2 separate regions of the Homo sapiens genome follow, and region 2 is linked to region 1. Evidence: read pairs that join two places in POLR2A ChIA-PET (ENCODE). Cell type or tissue: PC-3. All regions are shown on one strand. Links, peaks and the distances in the headings refer to the core of each region. The heading gives the core; the rest is flanking DNA. Region 1 has its middle 19 kb from the start of KSR2. Region 2 overlaps NOS1 (nitric oxide synthase 1).

Region 1 (12,049 bases), core at 4,787-9,786:
CGCTCTGTCACCCATACTGTCACAATGGGTGCAGTGGCACAATCATAGCTCACTGCAGCCTCAAACTCTTGGGCTCAAGTGATCCTTTCACCTCAGCCTCCTGAGAAGCTGGGACTACAGGCACGCACCACCACACCTAGCTGTTTTTAAAAAAGTTGTCGTAGAGACAGGGTCTCACTATGTTGCCCAGGCTGGTCTGGAACTCCTGGCCTCAAGTGAACCTCCCAACTTGGCTTCCCAAAATGCTAGGATTATAGGTGTGAGTCACTGCACCTGGCCCAGATGATTTAATAAGGGGTAGACCTGTCACTCTTCAAGGTTGTTGTAACCAGGACTTAAACTACAAAAGGAAGTTAGTACTCTGCAAATTTTGGGGGACAACACTTGAAACAATTTTGATGAACGTCAATAGGGGAATTAAACAGTTAAAGGGAAACTAGCTTGAAACTAGATCCACTGTGCATTCATAAATGGAAAAACAAGAGCATATTCCCATTTCTAAAAAGCGAAAATAGACCAGGCATGGTGCACAACTGGTAATCCCAGCTACCTGTGAGGCTGAGGCAGGAGAATCACTTGAGCCTGGGAGGCAGAGGTTGCGGTGAGCTGAGATTGCACCACTGCTCCAGCCAGGGCAACAGAGCAAGACTCTGTCTCAAAAAAAAAAATTGATGTCAAGAAATTGCAGTATAACTTCCTTATTTAGAAGCATGGCGGTAAGTACCAGGTGAAAAGGTATAAGGTTTGAGGGTGGCTGCCTCTGGGGAGCAGGACATGAAAGATAGGCTGGGGAAGGATAGGATTGGAGAGTCTTTTAAATAATACACTTTGCAACCATGTTATTATTATTATTATTTTGAGACGGAGTTTCTCTCTTGTTGCCTAGACTGGAGTGCAATGGCGCCATCTCAGCTCACCACAACCTCTGCCTCCCGGATTCAAGCGATTCTCCTGCCTCAGCCTCCCCGGAGTAGCTGGGATTACAGGCGCCCGCCACCATGCCGGGCTAATTTTTGTATTTTGTATTTTTAACTGACCTCAGGTGATTCCCCCCGCCTCAGCTTCCCAAAGTGTTGGGATTACAGGCGTAAGCCACCACACCCAGCCAGGAACCATGTTATTTTGAATACATCATTTAATACTTTGAAGATAGTGATATATACTATGTGTGACTACAGTAATGAGCTAGTAAATAACATATCTATATCTATATATCTATATCTATATCTATATATAGAGAGAGACAAAGTCTCACTCTGTCACCTGGGTTGGAGTGCAGTAGTGTGAACACAGCTCACAGCAGCCTCCACCTCCCAGACTTAAGTGATCCTCCCACCTCAGCCTCCTAAGTAGCTGGGACTATAGGCATGTGCCACCATGCCTGGCTATTTTTTTTTTATTTTACATTTTTTGTAGAGATGGAGTTTTGCCATGTTGTTCGGGCTGGTCTGAAACTCCTGAGCTCAGGCAATCCACCCTCCTTGGCATTCCAAAGTGTTAGCATTACAGGTATGAGCCACTGCACCTGGCCAATAATATTTTCAAATTTAAAAAATTAATTAAAACTTGCTTTGGTGCACATTTATCAATGGTTAGAATATTCTCAGGAAATCAAAGATTTGGCAAAATGTTTTCAGCACAGTGGTCAAGCATGTAGACATTGGACTCTGACAGCTCGCCTTTTAGCCTCAGCTCTGCCATATGCTGTGTGAACGTGGACAAATCACTTAACTTCTCTGAGCCTTTTTTTTTTTTTTGCTTGCAGAATGGGGATAATAATAATCACATTGTTATAACAATGTCATAGGAATGTTTTGAGAATTAAATGAGATAAAAATAACAATACCTAATTAATTGTGCAAAGCACTTTATACATGTTATTTCATTATTATTTATTTATTTATTTATTTATTTATTTTTTTGGAGACTGTGTCTCGCTTTGTCACCCAGGCTGGAGTGCAGCGGCGTGATCTTGGTTCACTGCAACATCTGCCCCCTGGGTTCTCCTGCCTCAGCCTCCTGAGTAGCTGGGATTACAGGCACCCGCCACCACGCCTGGCTAATTTTTGTATTTTTAGTAGAGATAGAGTTTCACCATATTGGCAGGCTGGTCTTGAACTCCTGACCTCAGGTGATCCACCTGCCTCAGCCTCCTGAAGTGCTGGCATTACAGACGTGAGCCACCACGCCTGTCCTTGCCCAGCTAATTCTTGTATTTTTAGTAGAGACGGGGTTTTGCTATGTTGGCCAGGTTGGTCTCAAACTCCTGACCTCAGGCAATCCACCCACCTCAGCCTCCCAAAGTGCTCATTTTAGGCATGAGCCACTGTGCCTAGCCTTATATGTATTGTCTTATTGAATCCTTGTAATCTGTCAGCTTTGTGAAGAGCATAGTTATCACAGTGTCTAGTTTTTAAATTATTAACTGTTTAATAAACATTAGCAGAATTCTGTTTGTATTTTTATGGAAATGAAGATGAATAGGAGAAACAGTGAAAAAAGACAGACAAACCCAGTAACATTCTGCTTATTTTGAGACCCGATTTCCAATATCGTTTGTTCTCTTATTGCACATAGTGTTGAACCTGCAATTAGAAGAAAAATATTCCCAGATCATCAAAGTTCTGTTTAAAAGTAACACTCTTTGGTGTAGTATCAATTTTTTTTAATTATGGTAAAATATACTTGACATGAAATTTATCATTTTAGGCAGGGTGCAGTGGCTCACACCTGTAATTCCTGCGCTTTGGGAGGCCAAGGTGGGCAGATCGCCTGAGGACAGGAGTTCAAGACCAGCCTGGCCAACATGGTGAAGCCCTGTCTGTACTGAAAATACAAAAAATAGCCAGGCAGGGTGGTGGGTGCCTGTGATCCCAGCTACTCGGGAGGCTGAGGCAGGAGAATCACTTGAACCTGGTAGGCAGAGGTTCCAGTGAGCTGAGATTGTGCCACTGCATTCCAGCCTGGGCAACAGAGCAAGACTCTGTCTCAAAAAAAAAAAAAAAAAGGAATTTACCATTTTAACCATGTTATTATTTATTTATTTATAATTTCAACTTTTATTTTAGATTCAGAGGTACATGTGCAAGTTGGTTACGTGAGTATATTGTGTGATGCTGAGGTTTGGGGCACAAATGATCCCATCACCCATGTGTGAGCATAATCACCAATAGGCAGTTTTTCAGCCCTCACCCTCCTCGTTCTCTCCCTCCTCTAGTAGTCCCCAGTGTGTATTTTTCCGATCTTCATGTCTATGTGTGCTTGTTTAGCTTCTGCTTATATGTGAGAAACTGCAGTATTTGGTTTTCTGTTCCTGCATGAATTCACTTAGCGTAATGGCCTCCAGCTGTGTTCGTATCACTGCAAAGGACATGATTTTGTTATTTTTTATGAGTGTGTAGTATTCCCTGGTGTATATATACCACACTTTCTTTATCCAGTCCTCCATTGATGGGCACCTAAGTTGTGTCCATGTCTTTGCTATTGTTAATAGTGCTGCAATGAACATATAAGTACGTGTGTCTTTGTTTCGCCATGTTGACCAGGCTGGTCTCGAACTCCTGCCCTCAGGTGATCCACCTGCCTCGGCCTCCCAAAGTGCTGGGATCACAGGTGTGAGCCACCATGCCCAGCCCTGGACTTTTTCATAATAGCCATTCTGACTGGAGTGAGATAGTATCTCCTTGTGGCTTTGATTTGCATTTCTCTGACGATTAGTGATGTCGAGCATTTCGTCCTATGTTTGTTGGCTGCTTGTATGTCTTCATTTGAGAAGCGTATGTTCATGTCCTTTGCCCGCTTTTTAATGAGGTTGTTTTTCGCTTGTTGAATTCTTCAAGTTCCTTACAGATTCTGGATAGCAAACTTTCGCTGGATGCATTTTAACCATTTTAAAGTACATTCATGGCTGGGCATTTTGGCTCACACCTGTAATCCCAGCACTTTGGGAGGCCAAGGTGGGCAAATCAGCTGAGCTCAGGAGTTTGAAATCAGCCTGGCCAACATGGTCAAACCCGGTCTCTACCAAAAATACAAAAATTAGCCAGGCGTGGTGGCACGTGCCTGTGATCCCAGCTACTTGGGAGGCTGAGGCAGAAGAATCACTTGAACCGGGAGGTGGAGGCTGCAGTGAGCTGAGATCTTGCCACTGCACTCCAGCCTGGGCAACAAGAGTGAAACTGTCTCAAAAAAAAAAAAAAAAAAAAAAAAAAAGGGCCAGGCACAGTGGTGTCTCATGCCTGTAATCCCAGCACTTTGGGAGGCTGAGGCAGACCGATCTCGAGGACTGGTGTTTAAGACTAGCCTGACCAACATGGTGAAACCTGTCTCTACTAAAAATACAAAACTTAGCCAGGCCTGGTGGCGTGCGCTTGTAATCCCAGCTACTCAGGAGACTGAGGCAGGAGAACTGCTTGAACCTGGGAGGCGGAGGTTGCAGTGAGCTGAGATTATGCCACTGCGCTCCAGCCTGGGTGACAGAGCGAGACTCCATCTAAAAAGAAAAAAACAACAACATAGTGCTGGGTGCGGTGGCTCAAGCTTGTAATCCCAGCACTTTGGGAGGCTGAGGCAGGCAGATCACCTGAGGTCAGGAGTTCAAGACCAGCCTGATCAAAATGGCGAAACCCCGTCTCTACTAAAAATGCAAAAATTAGCCAGGTATGGTGGTGTGTGCCTGTAGTCACAGCTACTCGGGAGGCTGAGACAAGAGAGTTTCTTAAACATGGGAGGTGGAGGTTGCAGTGAGCCAAGATTGTGCTACTGCACTCCAGCATGGGTGACAGAGTGAGACTCCATCTCAATAAATAAATAAATAAATAAATAAACAAACACACTGGGCGCAGTGGCTCACGCCTGTAATCCTAGCACTTTGGAAGGCTGAGACAGGTGGATTGCCTGAGTTCAGGAGTTCGAGACCAGCCTGGGCAACACAGTGAAACCTCATCTCTATTAAAATACAAAAAAAAAAAAAAAACCCCACAAAAAACTAGCCAGGCATGGTGGCATGCGCCTGTCATCCCAGCTACTCAGGAGGCTGAGACAGGCATATGTTTTGAACCCAGGAGGCACAGGTTGCAGTGAGCTAAGATTGCACCTTTGTGCTGCAGGCTGGGCGACAGAGAAAAGACTATCTCAAAAAAATATAATAAAATAAATAAAATAAAGTACATTTATGATGTTGTGCAAGCATCACTACCATCCACTCCAGAACATTTTCATCTTCCCAAATTGGACTCTCTTAAACACTAACTTTCCTTCATTTTCCTGCCCGTTCCTGGCCACCATCATTCTACTTTCTGTCTCTATGATTTTGACTACTCTAGTACCTCATATAAAAAAAATCATACAGTATTGGTGTTGTGTGTGTGTGTGTGTGTGTGACTGGCTTATTCCACCTAGCATAATGTCCTTGTATTAGGCCATTCTTGCATTGCTATAAAGAAATACCTGAGACTGCGTAAGTCGTAAGAAAAGAGATTTGTCTGGCTCATGGTTCTGCAGGCTGTACAGGAAGTATGGCAGCCTCTGCTTCGGGGGAGGCCTCAGGAAGCTTCCAATCATCTGGAAGGCAAAGGGGGAGCAGGCACATCACAGGGAGAAAGCAGGAGTGAAAGAGAGAGAGAGCGAGAGAGGGAGGAGAGGTGCCACACACTTTTAAACAACCAGATCTCAGGAGAATTCACTCTCTGTCACAGATAGCACCAAGAGGATGGTGCTAAAGCATTCATGATAAACTGTTTTCATAATCTAATCACCTCCCACCAGGCCCCACCTCCAACATTAGGGATCTCATTTCTTTTTTGGTGGGAGGTTACATTTCAACATGAGATCTGAGTGGGACAAATATCTAAACTATATCAGTCCTCAAGGTTTATCTATGTTATACTGTAGAATTTCCTACCTTTTTAAAGGCTGAATAATATTCCATTATATGTATTTTATATATTTAATCCATTGATGAACATTTGAGTTGTTTCCAACTTTTTGTTTTGTTTTGTTTTTTTGAGATGGAGTCTCGCTCTGTCACCCAGGCTGGAGTGCAGTGGCACGATTGTGGCTCACTGCAACTTCCACCTCCCGGGTTCAAGTGATAGCTGGGACTACAGGCATGCACTACCATGCCTGGCCAATTTTTTTGTATTTTTAGTAGAGATGGGGTTTCACCATGTTGGCCAGGCTGGTCTCGAACTCCTGACCTCAGGTGATCCACCTGCCTTGGCCTCCCAAAGTGCTGGGATTACAGGGGTGAGCGACCGCGCCTGACCGTTTCCAACTTTTGGTTCTTGCATATAATGCTGTATGGACCTTGGTGACTGGTACACAAATATCTGTCCAAGTCTTTGTTTTCAGTTCTTTTGGGTATGTACCCAAAAGTGGAACAGCTAGATCACATGATAATTCTATGTTTCGTGTTTTGAGGAACCGCCATACTGTTTTTTGTAGTGGTTGTACCATTTTACATTCCCACTGGCAATGCACAAAGGCTCTAATTTCTCTGCTTCACCAACTAACACTTGTGTTTTTGCACATACATCCTTGTGTCCATGTGGAACAGACCCCTTGGCATAGATTTTTTAGAAGTGGAATTGATGGGTCAAATGTTATATATATCTTAAATTTTGATGCATCTAACAAATTGCCCTCCAAAAAGTTTGTACCAATTGATACCCCCACCATTAGTGCAGGAGAGTGCTTATTTGCTGTATCCTCGACAACCTTAAATAACATTACACTTTTTAGTATTTGCTATGCTGATGGACAAAAATATCTTGTTGCTTTAATTAATATTTTTCCGATGACTAGTGAAGTATATTTTGCATTTTTATTTGCTACCTATGTAATGTTGCCATACTTGACTTAATCCATTCTCTATTGGTGGACACTTAGCTTGGTTCTCAGCCCACTGCATATTCAAGATGGCCAAGAAGGAGGGCGAATATGGGAAGTTGTTTGAAATATGTCCAAATGACAAGAAAGTGACTATGGAAGCATTCAAAAATGATAACCGTGAGTCATCCAGTAGTTACACTGCATTTAGGAAGTAGAACAGTGCTTTACAAAGAGTACTAGTAAAAGTGGTTAAAAATATAAAGCCTTGGTAATTTTTAAAAGCTGCCATTTGTTGAACATTAACTATGTGTCCTCCACTGTGGTAGGGCTTTTCATACATCATTTTATTTCATCTTGGCTTAAACAAGCATCAGCTTATTTTATAGCTGTGAAAAAACTAAGGTTTCTGGAGACTTGCTTAAGTTCACAGTGAGTAAGTGGGTGGTCAGATCCTAACCCAAATCCTTTTGATGCGCTCACCCTTTGAGAATGACATCTGAGAGAAGTTCTAAATTTTCATGGCAACAGAATTATGGACTACATGAACCATGACTACCAGTGGTGTCTCCAGTCGCCTGGGGTCATTTTTAGTTTTGTTCTTTTTTTTTTTTTTTTTTTGCAAATGCAGAGTCAGTAAACTTTCAAAGACTTCATTGAAGTTCTCCACAAAGCATAAGCTGTGACTCACTAGGAAATGATTTTAGGTGGTGCTTAGACCCAACATTAAATGACATTGAATCACCCAAGGGGGAGGTGATTCCCCTTTTAATTCCCTTCCAATCATTTCATCAAGGAGAAAGTCTCCATGTGGTGTTAGTGAGCCTGTAATACCTCTCTAGCCCTTGCTGAGTTTCTTTTTCTTTTTCTTTTTTTTTTTTTTTTGAGATGGAGTCTCACTCGGTCACCCAGGCTGGAGTGCAGTGGTGTGATCCTGGCTCACTGCAACCTCCACCTCCAGGTTCAAGTGATTCTCATGCCTCAGCTTCCTGAGTAGCTGGGATTACAGGCATGCATCATCACGCCTGGCTAATTTTTGTATTTTTAGTAGAGATGGGGTTTCGTCATGTTGGCCAGGCTGGTCTCAAACTCCTGGCCTCAAGTGATCCGCCCGCCTCAGCCTCCCAAAGTGCTGGGATTACAGGTATGAGTCACCATGCCCGGCCAGCCATCTTCTCACTGTACCCTCACATGGTGGAAGGGGCAAGGGATCTCTCTGGGGCCTCTTTTATAAGGGCACCAGTCTCCAAGCTCCACCCTCATGACCTAACACCTCCCAAATTCGCCCCTCTAATATGCCATCACCTAGGGGGTTAGGATTTTAATATATGAATTTTGTGGGAACATAAACATTCGGACCATAGCTGCTGGATTCAGTAGGTCTGGAGTGTGTCACCTGCGATTCTGCAAGTTTCATATGCAACCCAGGTGCTTCTGGTACAACTGATATGACATTTTAAGAAATTGTGAGGCCAGGCGTGGTGGCTCACACCTGTAATCCGAGCACTTTGGGAGGCTGAGGCGGGTGGATCACCTGAGGTCAGGAGTTTGAGACCAGCCTAGGCAATATGGTGAAACCTCGTCTCTACTAAAAACATAAAAAATGAGCCAGGCGTGGTGGGGGCACCTGTAATCCCAGCTACTCCTGAGGCTGAGGCAGGAGAATATCCTGAACCTGGGAGGGGGAGGTTGTAGTAAGCTGAGATTTTACCATTGTACTCCAGCCTGGGCAACAAGAGCGAAACTCTGTCTCAATTAAAAAAAAAAAGAGAAATTCTGAACCAGACCTTCCCATTTTAACCCAATTTCGATATATTTTTTTTCTTTTTTGAGACGAGGTCTTGCTCTGTCACCCAGGCTAGAGTGCAGTAACATGATCTCAACTCACTGCAACCTCCATCTCCCAAGGCTCAAGCAATCCACCCACCTCAGTCCCTGGAGTAGCTGGGACCACAAAGGTGCACTACCACTCCAGCTAATTTTTGTGTTTTTTGTAGAGATGAGCTTTCACCATGTTGCCCAGGCTGGTCTTGAACTCCTGGGTTCCAGCAATCTGCCTGCCTTGGCCTTCCAAAATGCTGGGATTACAGGTATGAGTCATAGCACCCAGCCAAATTTTTTAATAGATTGGCAAGAATGCTAGCTGGATATAAATCTGTCATGCCACAGATATGCTTCTGCCTCTATAGTGGGTTTTGTTGCCAGGCGGCAGCAGTTACATGTAATTTTCAGGCAGTATTCTAAGCACTTTACACATGTTTAATCCTCGGTACAACCCTTTGAAGCAGGTTCTATTATTACCCTCATTTTACAGGTGAGGAGACTCAGATGCAGGAGATGAGACCACTAGCCTGAGGTCACAAAGTCAGGAAGTGGCAGAGCTGGGATTTGAACTCAAGCCCTCTGGCTTAGGGCCAATATTCCTACCTGCAATGCTCAACTTCCTCTCCTGGATCCCCACCTCTATTTGTGATGATGAAAGTTCATCACCCCCTCCAATTCTGCAACTTCTTGTCCTTCTAGCCTGTCAGTCTGATTTCAATCCTATCATTGACAATCAGACTATGTGCAATCAGAAATTTATCAATATTTGAATTGGATGAATTAATGAATCAGTGACATCCCAGGATTGAGGACTATAAACTTTCTAGTTCAATGCAAATCATGGGCTAGGTCTGTCTTGAAAAAAGAAAAGCCAACATGTGTATTTCCTATGATGAAAATAAAAAGTGTTCTCCATTTACCAAGAAAACTAACCCGGTAACTGATTTCTGATTCTGTGCAGAAAAGCACAAAACAGGAAAATCTGTGACCTGCTTAGCTCAGCATTTCTCAGTTCCTCCCCCCATTTTTTTTCCAGAGAAAAGGAAAATTGAAAACTTGCAGAAGATCCTTGTAAAGGACCTTCGGTTCATTTTGTCAGACTGGAGTATGGGGAGAGTTCTTAATAAACCCTGGGTCTGTACCTTTCAGAAGGCAATCAAATTTGGGATGATTTGAGCTCATCTGGGACTCTATGGGCTCTTTTGTCCTCACACTACATGCATTTCTTTTTTCTTTTTCTTTTTGCCAAGTCACAGATGGGTGCTGGAAGCCGAGTCAACACTGTGCCACAAGGCGAGATGCAGACAGCTGTGATGAGGTACAAAGAGGAGGCACTTTCTGCTTTCACCGACCAGGCAGACAACCCACATGGGAGCTGCAGGGCAGATGCAGGCTTCCTCTCTGACTAGGGCACAGCTGGCTGCAGGAAAGGTCTGTATTAGAGTAGAAAGCATACCTTGAATATGTCCAGCCTATGGCACGGGTTTTGCTTTTTCTTCCAGCAGTTGTTATCATGTACCATGGAAGAGCTCCGGTGTGCTGGGAGAGAGCTCACAGGCAGGAGCACGTGGACGATGCATGTCCAGGGTATCAGCCATTGTGTCACGGTTGCACTTTAAGAAGGGGTGACCGGCCGGGCGCGGTGGCTCACGCCTGTAATCCCAGCACTTTGGGAGGCCGAGGCGGGCGGATCACGAGGTCAGGAGATCGAGACCATCCCGGCTAAAACGGTGAAACCCCGTCTCTACTAAAAATACAAAAAATTAGCCGGGCGTAGTGGCGGGCGCCTGTAGTCCCAGCTACTTGGGAGGCTGAGGCAGGAGAATGGGGTGAACCCGGGAGGTGGAGCTTGCAGTGAGCCGAGATCCCGCCACTGCACTCCAGCCTGGGCGACAGAGCGAGACTCCGTCTCAAAAAAAAAAAAAAAAAAAAAAAAAGAAGGGGTGACCACTTGGAAGAGCGCACGTGTATTTACATGACAAACCATGTAAATTACATGGCTCATGCCTGTAATCCCAGCACTTTGGGAGGCCGAGGCGGGTGGATCATTTGAGGTCAGGAGTTCGAGACCAGCCTGGCCAACATGGTGAAACCGTCTCTACTAAAAATACAAAAATTAATACCAGCTCCTTGAGAGGCTTTGGCAGGAGAATCGCTTGAACCTGGGAGGCGAAGGCTGCAGTGAGCCAAGATCGTGCCACTGCACTTCAGCCTGGGTGTCAGAGTGAGACTGTCTCAGAAAAAAAAAAAAAAAAAAAGAATATAGCACACTATGGACTAGAGTCGTTAACACCAGTTAAACAAGTGTGGGGTAACTTTCAGATTTTATGAGATTCTTTAGATGCTGTTTTTCTTAAATAATTGAATAAATAAATACTATATATTTTTTAGAGACTGGGTCTTGCTCTTTCGTTCAGGCTGGAGTGTGGTGGCGTGATCATAGCTTATTCTAGCCTCAAAATCCCGGGCTCAAGCGATACTCCTGTCTCAGCCTCCTGAGTAGCTGGGATTACAGGTATGCACCACCATGCCTGGCTAATTTTTAATTTTTAAAATTTTTGTAGAGACAGGGGTGGGGAGGTCTCATTATGTTGCTCAGTCTGGTCTCAAACTCTTGAGCTCAAGTGATCCTCCCACCTCAGCCTCACAAAACATTGGGATTACAGGCATGAGCTACAGCCAAATGCTGTATGTGATAATGAATCAACAGATTCTCCTCCAAAAAAAAAAAATCTGAAAATAGATTATTCATATGTTTCTTGTATCTGCCAAGATGCCTGGTGGGCAGCTGAAGATAGAATGTATCTGTAAAGGTATATACCAAGAACAACAAAACACACTTGAGTTGAAACTAGAAAGATTTTTTTTTTTTTTTGAGACAGAGTTTTGCTCTTGTTGCCCAGGCTGGAATGCAATGGCGCAATCTCGGCTCACTGCAACCTCTGCCTCCCGGGTTCAAGCAATTCTCCACCCTCCCCCCGGCCTCCCAAAGTGCTGAGATTACAGGCGTGAGCCACCATGCCAGCGAAACTACAAAGATTCTTCTGTGTAGTTGGGTCCTTGTCATCTGAGGCCAACAGAAGACAATTTTTTAAACGGAAGTTGGGGCCGGGTGCGTGGCTCATACCTATAATTCCAGCACTTTGGGAGGCCGAGGCGGGTGGATCACTGGAGGTCAGGAGTTCAAGACTAGCCTGGCGAACATGGTGAAACCCTGTCTCTACTAAAAATACAAAAAATTAGCCGGGTGTGATGGCGGGCGCCTATAATCTCAGCTGCTCAGGAGGCTGAGGCAGGAGAATTGCTTGAACCTGGAGGCAGAGGTTGCAGTGAGCCGAGATCACACCACTGCACTCCAGCCTGGGGGACAAAGCGAGACTCTGTAAGTAAGTAAGTA
Region 2 (12,049 bases), core at 4,537-9,536, 640 kb after region 1:
AATGCCCACTCTGCATTGTCCGTGAGCACGTCACACATCGTCCCATGGCAATGGCGTGCTGTGCCCTGCTAGCCAGGAATGCAAGTCTTATCAAAGCACAAAAGGTTCATAGATTTCAAAGCAAGGTTTTCTAATGATAGCATCTCAGGAATCCTGAGATTTTACTGCTGACTTCCAAGGAGAGTTGTAGATTAAACTTGGAGAAACTTTCTTGGTGGAAATGACAATGATACTGTAGAAAAAAACTCTGAAGTGGGAGCTGAGAGTCTGTGTGTCTCTGGCAGTAATAATAACACCAGCCGGCCAGGCATGGTGGCTCACACCTGTAAACCCAGCACTTTGGGAGGTTGAGGAGGGAGGATTGCTTGAGCTCAGGAGTTCAAGACCAGCCTAAGCAATGTAGCAAGACCCCAATCTCTACAAAAAAAATAAAAAATTAACCAAGTGTGGTGGCTCGTGCCTGTAGTCCCAGCTATTCAGAAGGCTGAGGCAGGGGTATCCTTGAGCCCAGGAGTTCGAGACTGCAGTTAGCTATGATCACACCACTGCACTCCAGCCTGGGCAACACAACAAGACCCAGTCTCAAAATAATGAATAATAACACCAGCCAATGTTCTTCATGTACTTGCTACAGACTAGGTACCATGCTAAGCCCTGGGCCTGTATAAGCACAGGTTTCCAAAATATGGTGGATACTCCACTGGTGGGACCCATTTTTTATTGTTTTATTTCATTGAGGTAAAATTCATGTAATATAAAATTAACCATTTTAGAGTAGCATTTGTGTTGTGTGATCATTGCCTCTATCTAGTTCCAAAACATCTCCATTACCCCACAAGGGAACCTTGTACTTCTTAAGAATTGAAAAGAAGTATTCAAACAAAAACTTTCCCATGTGTGTTCATAGCACTATTCACGATAGCCAAAGGGTGGAAACAACCCAGATGTCTGTCAATGGACGAGTGGATAAACTAAAAGTGGCTTATCCATCTATCTAATGGAATATTACTCAGCCACTAAAAGAAATGAAGTGCTGATCTATGCTGTAACATGGATGAACCTCAAAAGCGTGATGCTGAGTGAAAGAAGCCAGACTCAAAAAGCCTCATCTTGTAGGATTTCATTTATATGCAGTATCCAGAATAGACAAATCCACGGAGGCAGAAAGCAGATTAGTGGTTGCCAGGGGGCGAGGAGAAGGGAAAAGGAACAACCACTTTACTGATACTCATTTTTTGAAAAACTTTTATTTTGAAGTAATTTTAGATTCACGGAAAAGTTGCAATATGGTACAACGAGTTTCTTTATACCCTGACCTAGTTTCCCCAATGTTAATATCGTACATAACCATAATCTAATTATCAAGAACAGAAGATTGACAATGGCATGATATTAACTAAACGACAGACCCTATTCGAATTGCACCACTTTCTCCGCTACTGTGCTGTTTCGGTTCCAGGATCCCACATTGCTTTCGGCGCTGATTTCTCTCTGCCTCCTCTGATCTGTGACAGTTTGTCAGTCTTTCCTTGTCTCCCACGGGCTTGACACCTTTGAAGATGACTGGTCAGTTACAGTGCCACTTTGTGTGAATTTGTTCCATGTGTTTTCATGATTAGATCAAGGAGCCATTTTTTAAAAAATTTACTCATTAAATATTTGTTTTGATAGATCATAGAAAAAAGCAGTTAGCAAATTTATACGACGATTTCGTGGATATTAGCTTTTAGGATGAGGCTATAGTATCTAAGATAGAAAGTGAGTTCATTGTAAGGGAAAATATTAAATAAATAATTGCATAGGTGAGACACAGGTATGGTGCAAAGATATGATGTTGGTAAGAGCAGCATGGGAAACATGACGTTACTTCATGGAATCTTCACAAGAGTCTTGCAAAGTAGATTCAGGACTATTGTTTTTTGCCATTTTATAGATGAAGAAACGGAGGCACCAAGATGCTGAAGCCCTTGACCGAGTCACGTGTCAGTAAATGACAGAATCAGGATTTGAATCCCATGCCTGTGATCCTGAACCATGACATTCCCCTTTAACCCTTCCTTCCAACCTCTGCGACATCAGCTTATAGACTGTTGAAGGTGACACCGTTCTCTTCTGTGATTTTTATTTCAGGGGTTATTTGCAGAGCTCTGTTCAGTAAAGCTGACTCAGGTGGGGATGTGTCCCGCAGTGTCGAGGTAGGGTGTCCTCCAGGGGCTTCCCAGGTGTGCTGGTGCAACACGAGATAAAGACCAAGCCAGTTCAGGTAACCCCCAGGTAGAGTCACTAAAAAAAAAAAAAAAAAAAAAAATGTAGGGGATCTGGGACTGAATCTTCCCTTGGAATGGAGGAAGGAAGTTGCATTCCACTCAGCTCCTGTTAGAATGAGTATGCAAGGACTGGTTTGACATCAAAAGAGAAAGCCCAATTTAGACAGAAAGGTGTCACTCCAGGAAGGGCTTTGGTGCACACCCAAAGTGAAAGAAGAAACAGATTCAGACTTCAAGATGATCGTGCAAAGTGCTGCGTCACTCTCAGTAGATTTAACCCAGGGAGAACAAGGTCAGTGTTGAGTATCAGCCCCAGGGCACAAGCTGGGGTGGATGCTGTGATCTCATGCGGAGGTGGGGATCCCATCAAACACCTGGATCGACTGGAACCACCCAGGACAAGACCCAAGTCACTGAGCATGCTGTCCCTTCATTGAGTAGCTTCTGAAGGTGACCTTCCTTGTTGCCCTTTAAAACTCACTCACTAGCAGGGGTCCCACAGTCAAAGGCCTATAGTGAAATACTTATTTGCAAGAAACAAATGAATGACGGGGGCCACAGGGTTTTGCAGGGGAACCAGAGAGCTCATGCCCCACCTAAAGGGGGAGGCGCCACCACCTACTCCAGCTGTTTGGAGTGTGCTCAGGAACACAGGCCCAGTGTAAACATATCTTCCATGGCTCCAAGAAAGCCAGAAATTTCTATCTTTGATGAAACCTCCAGTTTTTTGTTTGTTTGTTTATTTTTCTTTTTTTTTTTTTCCTTGTTTTGAGACAGGGTCACACTCTCTTTCACCCAGTCTGGAGTGCAGTGGCGCGATCTTGGCTCACTGCAACCTCCGCCTCCCAGGTTCAAGCAATTCTTCTGCCTCAGACTCCCAAGCAGCTGGGACTACAGGTGTGCACCACCACACCCAGCTAATTTTTGTATTTTTAGTAGAGACAGGGTTTTACCATCTTGGCCAGGCTCGTCTTCAACTTCTGACCTCAAGTGATCCACCTTCCTTGGCCTCCCAAAGTGCTGGGATTACAGGTGTGAGCCACCATGCCCGGCCTGAAACCTCCAGTTTTTAAATGGTGATAACAAATTTGGGGGAAAAAATTTAACTGTATTAACCAAACGCAATTCATTTGTATACCTATGGGCTGTCTTTGATAGAATCTGACCAGAGCCTGATTGAAGAATGTGATATCCTGGATCTGAAGCATTTTTTGTGCAGAACAGGTGATAGTTTGAGTTGAAGTTGAAATTTCCTTTAAAATGGCCATTTGTGTAGGTCACAAAAAGTCACACGGGGCTTTAGAAGCAAACCGTACCAGTGTTTCTCAAACTCCAGTGTGCACATAAATCCACTGGGGGATCTTCCTAAAATGCAGAGCCTGAGTCATAGGTCTGGGCTGGGCCTTGGGATTCTGCATTGCTGACATGCTCCCAGGTGATGCTGCTGGTGCTGGTGCATGGACCACGCTTTGGGTAGCAAAGCATTAGACCATGTTCATCGCTGGTGGTTTTGCAAACTCCATTAAGACCCACCCCACATTGTCGTTCCTTTTTCTGAATCCAAGTTTTGTTTTTGTTTTTGTTTTCTGAGACAGAGTCTCGCTCTGTGGTCCAGGCTGGAGTGCAGTGGTGTGATCGTGGCTCACTACAACCTCAGCCTCCCGGGTTAAAGCCATTCTCCTGCCTCAGCCTCCTGAGTAACTGGGATTACATGCACGTGCCACCACGCCTGGCTAATTTTTGTATTTTTAGTAGAGACGGGGTTTCACCATGTTGGCCAGACTGGTCTCAAACTCCTGGTCTCAGGTGATCCGCTCGCCTCAGCCTCCCAAAGTGCTGGGATTACAGGCGTGAGCCACGGCACCTGGCCTGAATCCAAGTTTTGTTAACCAAGTGTCTGAAGTCTCATTCATTCACTCATTTGTAATGGGCCATGCCATCACCTCCCTGCAGCTGCTTTCAGGAAGTGAAGTGAGACCAGTCTTGGCTTTCTGCATGGCAACCACTGGCTGGAACTGCTCTCCAAACACGGCATGGGCCCTCCAGTTCTCTACAGTCCCCACTGCTCCCTCTCACCTCTCACAGGGCTGCTTCATTCAATAGCTGTAGACTTAGAGATTGAGACCCTGATTCACTGAGTACCTATTATGTGCCAAGTCCTGTGCTATGCACAGGTGGTTGTTTTTTTGTTTGTTTGTTTGAGACAAGGTCTTGCTTTTTCACCCAGGCTAGAGTCCAGTGGCACAATAATGGCTCACTGCAGCCTCGACCTCCTGGGCTCAATAATCCTCCTGCCTTAACCTCCCAAAGTGTTGGGATTACAGGCATGAGCCACTGAGCCCAGCCCTAAGTGTTAATTGATAAAAGCTGAGTAAATGAAGGAATTGTAGCAGACGTCTCTGATACCATAATCATTATTTTTATTTGATTTTTTATTTGAAAAAGTACATTATCATCTATGGTTCCCTTACAGCACTAAATATATATTTTAAGCTTCTTATCCTAATTATGAAATTGATTGTTTAAACATTTACTTTGACAAGTGACTAGAATCTGTTAGCCTTGTCCCCTCATCTCACTTGTAGTGGTATCTTCAGATACCCTGTTATCGATCCTCAGGAGGCGGATAATTTTTGGAGGTATTTCACCAGGAAGGGAGGTGAGCCAATATTTGACTGTTGGGCAATAATTTAAATTGTTAAGTTCCAGCATAACAAGACAGAAAGAGCATCTTGCAGCCGGGCGCGGTGGCTCACGCCTGTAATCCCAGCACTTTGGGAGGCCGAGGCAGACGGATCACATGAGGTCAGGGGTTTGAGACCAGCCTGGCCAACACGGCAAAATCCCATCTCCACTAAAAATATAAAAATTAGCTGGCAGGCGTCTATAGTCCCAGCTACTCAGGAGGCTGAGGCAGGAGAATTGCTTGAACCCAGGAGGCGGAGGTTGCAGTGAGCCGAGATTGTGCCACTGCACTCCAGCCTGGGCAACAGAGTGAGACACTGCCAAAAAAAAAAAAAAAAAAAAGCAAGAAAGCAACCAAGCAACCAAGCAAGCAAGCAAGAATTAATCATAATAGCCCGCGTTTGATCTTCGTTCTGACTCTGTTTCTAAGAATCTTAGGCAAGTCCTTTCCTGACTATGAGCCTGTAGCTCCTCATCTCCAAAATGTAATGTGAAACCAGTGACTTCTACCCTTGTTATTTATTGTGTAATGGAATACTTGGAAAATTGTATTAATGCCATGGCCTGTTTTCCCCATATAAATGCACGTATCACAAAAGTTGTGCACACAATTTCAGGATTTTCAGGGTTCCCTGAGCCCTGTAGGAGGTTTATAAAATCAATATTGTGAATTGGAGTAGAAAATCCCTAGCATCTCTTTCAACTTTCAATTACTAAAATTGTAGAATTGAGCTAAAAATATATAGCAGTACTTAGAACATTAGAAAAGCAAAGACGTTGAGTTCAGACAAACTTGACTTGAGTCCCCACCACTGACACTAGCTGCATAACCTATGACTTAATGTCTTTGAGCCTTGATTTTAACATCTATAAAATGGGAATTATAATGTCATGTCATGTTCATATCGTGTTGCAAGAATGAAAATGAGATCTTCCAATAAAGTGCTTACATATAAAAATGCTCAAAATATTAAGTTGAACTGTACGAAATTGAAAAAGTTGATCATTTGCAAAACTGTTAATTTCATATATTTCAACCTAATAAGTACTCAGTGTGAATAGTTGAGCGCTTATTCACCAAATACTTATTTCATGCTTACTAGGTGCTAACATATTCTAAGAAGAAAGTCAATTATATTGTGCAGATGAAAGCAGACCTGTGGTGCTTTAGCTCCATGTGGCCAGCAAATGTATACTAGGCTCAGGCCTGCCTTAATGAATATTTTCCCTCCTGTCCTTGGTACTAGTTTACACATTCATACTAAGGTAGGGCAACTGCAAATACATTTTATACAATTGAAGAGTCTTGATCTTTTACTCAAGTTTGACCCAATTGCATTTATTGTTATTACTGGTATATCTGACATATGTGGAATTATTTCTGCCATTGTAGTTTATGTTTTCTATTTAACATGTTTTCCCTTTACTGAAATTCATTTGTAACTGATTCAGGCCTATATGGATGTTGTGGATCTATGTAAAGGCAACTTTCGAGTGAAGGGAACAAATCTTATTACTGCTCTCTTAAAATAGTTATTCTTACTTCTTTTTTCTTCCCTGAGCACCTTTTGTCAGCCTTTTGACTCAGCTCCCCTACACCAGAAAGCACCCAAGGATGCCAGGCATGAGAGGAGAAATTTGATTGAGCCTCAAGTTAACACTGATGTGCAATTTGGAGAAAACAGTTATTATGTTCCCTGAAAAATAAACATTCAACATTGTCATTATAGTTGACATTTACAGTTTACAAAGTGCCCTTTACGGTGTCCATCTTGCTTAATCATTACGAAAGTCTTGGCAACTAGTTGTTATTACTGTTTCGATTTCACAAAAGGAAATTGAGAGTCAAAATGTTAAATGACTTATCCAAGATCAAATAGCTTATAAATGGCAAAGCTTGGAATTGAGCCAAATTGAGCATATTTTTTGTAGCTGAATTCTCAGAATTATGGAAATGACGTTATTAGGAAATGTTGATTCTTGCAATATACTAGACCACAACTAAATTATTACTATTCATGAAAGACAGTTCTATGAAATGAATTTCATTCATTCTTATTCTTTCTTTCACCCCCATTTTCCTTCCTTCCTTCCTTCCTCCCTCCCTCCCTCTCTTCCTTCCTTCCTTCCTTCTTTTTGACAGAGTCTTGCACTGTCACCCAGGCTGGTGTGCAATGGCACAATCGTAGTTAATTTTTTTTTTTTTGGTAGAGATGGGGGTCCTACTATATTACTCAGGCTGGTCTTGAACTCCTGGCCTCAAACAATCCTCTCGCCTCAGCCTCCCAAAGTGCTGGGATTACAGGCATCCAGCCCTTTCACCCTATTTTTACCCCATTGTTCAGGTTTCCCTCTCTCAGGAAATCCTTCACACTCCTTCTACTAGTGGAAGCCAGGAGCTGGGAGGTCACTGCAGACACCTCCTTCTCCGTTAGCTTCTGTATCCAATTAGTCACCAAATCTTGTTGACTCAATCTTGTAAACATCTCTTAAATCGACCCACTTCCTTCCTTCCTCCCTTTCACCACCTGATCCTTAACCACCATCATTGCTCATCTCTGGCCTGCAGCAGCCTCCTAACCAGGCTCCCCATACCCAGCCTTGCTTTTCCCACCCATTTGCCATCCAGCAGCAGCCAGAGTAATCTTCATAAAATCTAAATCTGACCACTGTACTTCTTGTCTCAAAACCCTCCAATGCTTGCCATCGCTCTAAGAATAAAGTCCAAAATTGTTAACTTGCCTTTCAAGAGACCTGATGATCCAGCCCCTGATGACCTCTCCAGATTTATCTCGTGACATGGCTTTCTTCTGTCACCCCAATGCCAGCTCCATCCTACCACAGTGCCTTCTCACACGCTGGTCTCTGTCCTCCATTTCTCACTTCCTCCATCCACCTTCTTATCTGGCCAACTCTGGATCCTGACTCTTCCTCCAGGAAGCCTTCCCTGACCACCACCACCCAGACCATGTTATGTCCCTTATGCAAGGTCTCGTTAGCACCCTGTATTTTCGCTTTTGTTCTACTCATTGTTTTTATCACTAATATTAATCTCCAACTACCTCCACCCTAGGTTGTAAGCTTGAGGGCAGGGATGCTGTCTATCTTATCCACCCCTGTAATCCCAATGCAAGCTCCACGCTGACTGCCCTGTCCTGGGGAGAGCTATGTATGAGTAGGCAAATGAATGGTTGGCATGAAGGAAAGAAAAGAAAAGATGAGAGGAGGCAAAGGAGAGAAAGAGGGAGGGAGGAAAAAAAAAGTAAAAGAGTATAATGTTGATGGGGGTTAGAAAATATGTGCCATCTTATTTTAATGATTGTTAAGAAAAGTTTCCGAGACCGCTGATAATATGTTTCCTTTTTATAGTAATGAGGCTGTCCTCTTGGCCATGATTATGTTTGCATATCTAGCCTGAAATGGTTCAATTATCTTGATGTGTAATCTAAAGTGACTCTAAAAATAATAGTCAACAGTACCACATGCTATAGATGAATTATCCCCTCTAATGCACTTCCATTTAAATTATCCCATGTGATTTATTGGTTTCCATCTTTAAGGCAGAAACCAGAATTGTTCCCACTTTACAGATGAGGAATCTGAGGCTAATAGGCAGCAGAGGTGGGTCACAAACCCTGGTTTTTCTAGCTCCAAATTCATGCCTTTGACCCCCACACAGCATTTACAGCAATGGGGCAGGTATGTAGGGGCAAGGGTGGGAGGCAGAAGTGCATCTGTGCCACTTTTGTGCTTTTGTGCCACTGAAGCGTCCATGGATAGAAGGAACTTAAGAACCTTAGCCCCAAACTCTGAAATTTTCTGTCATATGATGGATGGATATATTGGTCTCCCGTTGGCCGAACTAGCTCAAGTAAATGAGCTCTGCAAAACGAAGCTGAAATGAAGACTCTGTGATTCCCCAGATCTATTCTAACATCGGGATGACAGCCCTGCAGCTCTCTCCCTGTGATGAACCAGACCGTCCTCCTCATCCCGCCCTAGTGGTGTTGACTCACCACCAAGTTCTGGGGCCTCAGTGCTTCTGGATGCATCTTTCATGTGCCGTGTTCCGACAAACTGAATCCTGCTTTTGCAGCATTCCGAAAAGGAGCCAATGACAGTCATCGACTCCCATGGGAGACAGGACCAGTCCACGTGTCCGTACCTTTTACCTGGTCTTTCAACACAAAGTGCCTTAAGCAGCACATCCACCAGACACTACGGATGCTCAATAGAAAAATGACTGCTTACGTGATGATAATTAGTAATAGTGGTGGTAAAAGGATCCATTTCCTGGGCACTTACCTAGTCTATGGTGCATTGTAATAACATAGAAAACGTTAACTATTGGCTGGGCACAGTGGCTCATGTCTGTAATCCCAGCACTTTGGGAGGCCGAGGCAGGTGGATCACTTGAGGATAGGAGTTCGAGACCAGCCTGGCCAACATGGTGAAACCCCATCTCTACTAAAAATACAAAAAAAAAAAAAAAAAAAAAAATAGCCAGGTGTGATATCAGCTACTCAGGAGGCTGAGGCAGGAGGATCACTTGAACCTGGGAGGCAGAGGTTGCAGTAAGCCAAGATCACGCCACTGCACTCAGCCTGGGCAACAGAGCAAGATTACGTCTCAAAAAAGAATAAAAATAATAGAAATTTAAAAATTAAAATACAAAAATTAGCCAGGAGTGGTGGCGGGTGCCTGTAGTCCCAGCTACTCAGGAGGCTGAGGCAGGAGAATCACTTGAACCTGGGAGGCAGAGGTTGCAGCGAGCCGAGATTGCGCCACCACACTCCAGCCTGGGTGACAGAGTGAGACTCCGTCTCAAAATAAATACATAAATAAAAAAGGAGAAAACATTAACTATTATCTCTTTGTATCCTCAGACACCCTATCTATGTAGGCACTATTATCACCCCTATTTAATAGATGCAGAAACTATGACTCAGAGAGAGTAAGTAACTTGCCCACGATCACAAAGCCAAGTAGAGAATCAGACAGTCTGACTTCAAAGACCTTACTCTTTTCTTAAAATTGATGCAAAAAACATTGTTAAAAAATAATAATTTAGTCCAGGCACAGTGGTTCATGCTTATAAACTCTGCACTTTGGGAGGTCAAGGTGGAAGGATTGCTTGAGGCCGGGAGTTTGAGACCACCCTGAGCAACATAGTGAGACACCGTTTCTACAAAAAGTTAAAAAATTAGCCAGTCACGGTGGTGTGTGCTTGTAGTCCAGTTACTCAGGAGGCCAAAGCTTGAGGATAACTTGAGCCCAGGCCTTGGAGGTTGCAGTTAGCTGTTATTACACCACTGCCCTCCAGCCTGGGCAACAAAGCGAGACCCTGTCTCAAAAATAAATAAATAAAGAATAGCAATCTAATATGAAGGAATATACAATAAAAAGTAAGCTTCCTTCCCACCCAATTTCTAGCCTTCCAGCCCCCTTTCCTAGAAGTAACCACTGGTACTGATATCTTGAATAATTTTCCAGAGCTGTTCAGTGCATCTCCAAGCTTATGTGGAAACATGGATGAATGCATGATGAAGCTGTAGGATGGACTTATAATTATATTTCTAAATGGGTGTGCTCCACCTTGCTTTTAAATTTAACACTGTATCTTTAAGAGCATTCCTCACTGGTCTGGTCTTTTTAGCTCTAATCTCCTGCTTATTTAATGCCTGCCCAGAATTCCGTTGTATGGATGTGCCATAGTTGATTTAATAGTCTTCTATTGATGGGTACTTAAGATTTTCTCAATCTCTTGATATTCAGATATTCAGAACCCTGCAAAGAAGAGTTTTGTATGTGTTTAAGGATGTTCCTTTCAGGTTACCTGCAGGAGAAAGTCCTGACATTTGAATTGTCAGGCCAAGATATATGTATTTTAAATTTGGAGGTAGATATTGTCAAACTGCCATTCAAAGAGGTTGTATTTGGCAGCAATGTAAGAGAGTGGGATTTCCCAAAGCCTTGACAACAGAGTGTGTGTCACATTTTAAACAATCATTAATGCTCGTGCTTGTAACTCTAAGCTGAGCCTGTTACTACCTCTGAGATATGGGCATCAGAGGTGGGAAGATTGACATCATCATAGGCAAACTGTAGCCATGAAACTGGGGGAATTCCGTGGCTGAGGAGACTCAGGATGCTTGTGTCTTTGGGATCCCCAAGGCAAAGAATGTCAACTTAACCCCCAGATTTGTGGGGACTTGTGGGTTTGCCGCCATGACTTACCGGCATGGGAGAAAGCACTTCAGCTTGATTCCTGGGTGGTGATCTCTCTGGGGAAAGACTGCAAATTAGCAGTTCAGGAAATGTAAAGAAGCTGGTGGTTTTGCATTTTTTAAAAGAGCGCAGTTGGGTTTACGCTTTCAGTCTTTTGTTTGTGTTGGGGGTGGCAGTATTTTGTTTTGTTTTTGAAGACTTGGAGGACTTGGAGTTTGTTTTTAAATGAGATTGGAGGGAGATGGGAAACAGGGCTGAAACTCCATCAGATATTTTGTGGGTGTATAAACTGAAAAGAGTCAAGACTTCACAGGCAGGCTGGGTTTTGTTTTCTTTGATATTATTCATGTAAAACCATTGATATCCGTTTCCTCCAGAATAACCTTTACATTTACATATACAGAACTGACTTGCTTGCACCTTAATGGTATACCTTGGAGTTCATTTCTTATTTGCAGATAGAGATCTGCCTCATTGTCTTTAATGACACATTTATTGTACAGATGAGTTAGATTTTTTTAATTTTATTATTATTATACTTTAAGTTTTAGGGTACATGTGCACAATGTGCAGGTTAGTTACATATGTATACATGTGCCATGCTGGTGTGCCGCACCCATTAACTCGTCATTTAGCATTAGGTATATCTCCTAATGCTATCCCTCCCCCCACCCCACAACAGTCCCCAGAGTGTGATGTTCCCCTTCCTGTGTCCATGTGTTCTCATTGTTCAGTTCCCGCCTATGAAACAGGGTCTTGTTCTGTCACCCAGGCTGGAATGCAGTGGTGCTATCTTGGCTCACGGTAGCCTCAACCTCCCAGGCTCAATTGATCCTCCCACCTCAGTCTCCAGAATAGCTGGGACTACA

Evidence for each region. ChIA-PET counts read pairs that join two places held together with the same protein. Peaks named below come from ENCODE experiments on the same cell type or tissue, not always from the same donor. Only the 100,000 strongest peaks of a DNase experiment are listed, where the experiment ranks them.
Region 2: POLR2A ChIA-PET joins it to region 1 with 29 read pairs; 1 of 35 experiments calls an interaction of 5 or more read pairs at or near these places.

The regions. Positions count from the first base shown.
Region 1 is chr12:117,982,297-117,994,345 of GRCh38, reverse strand. No RefSeq gene overlaps it. Among named protein-coding and RNA genes, the nearest start is that of KSR2, 19 kb to the right of the region's middle. In PC-3, for the core only: no CTCF peak of the experiment used is centred there; DNase peaks (open chromatin) are centred at 7,015, 7,405 and 9,025; H3K4me3 peaks cover 1,192 bases; H3K27ac peaks cover 3,845 bases.
Region 2 is chr12:117,338,277-117,350,325 of GRCh38, reverse strand. The region is part of intron 1 of NOS1 (nitric oxide synthase 1); the gene reads left to right. Among named protein-coding and RNA genes, the nearest start is that of NOS1, 17 kb to the left of the region's middle. In PC-3, for the core only: no CTCF peak of the experiment used is centred there; DNase peaks (open chromatin) are centred at 5,405, 6,795 and 7,445; H3K27ac peaks cover 2,113 bases.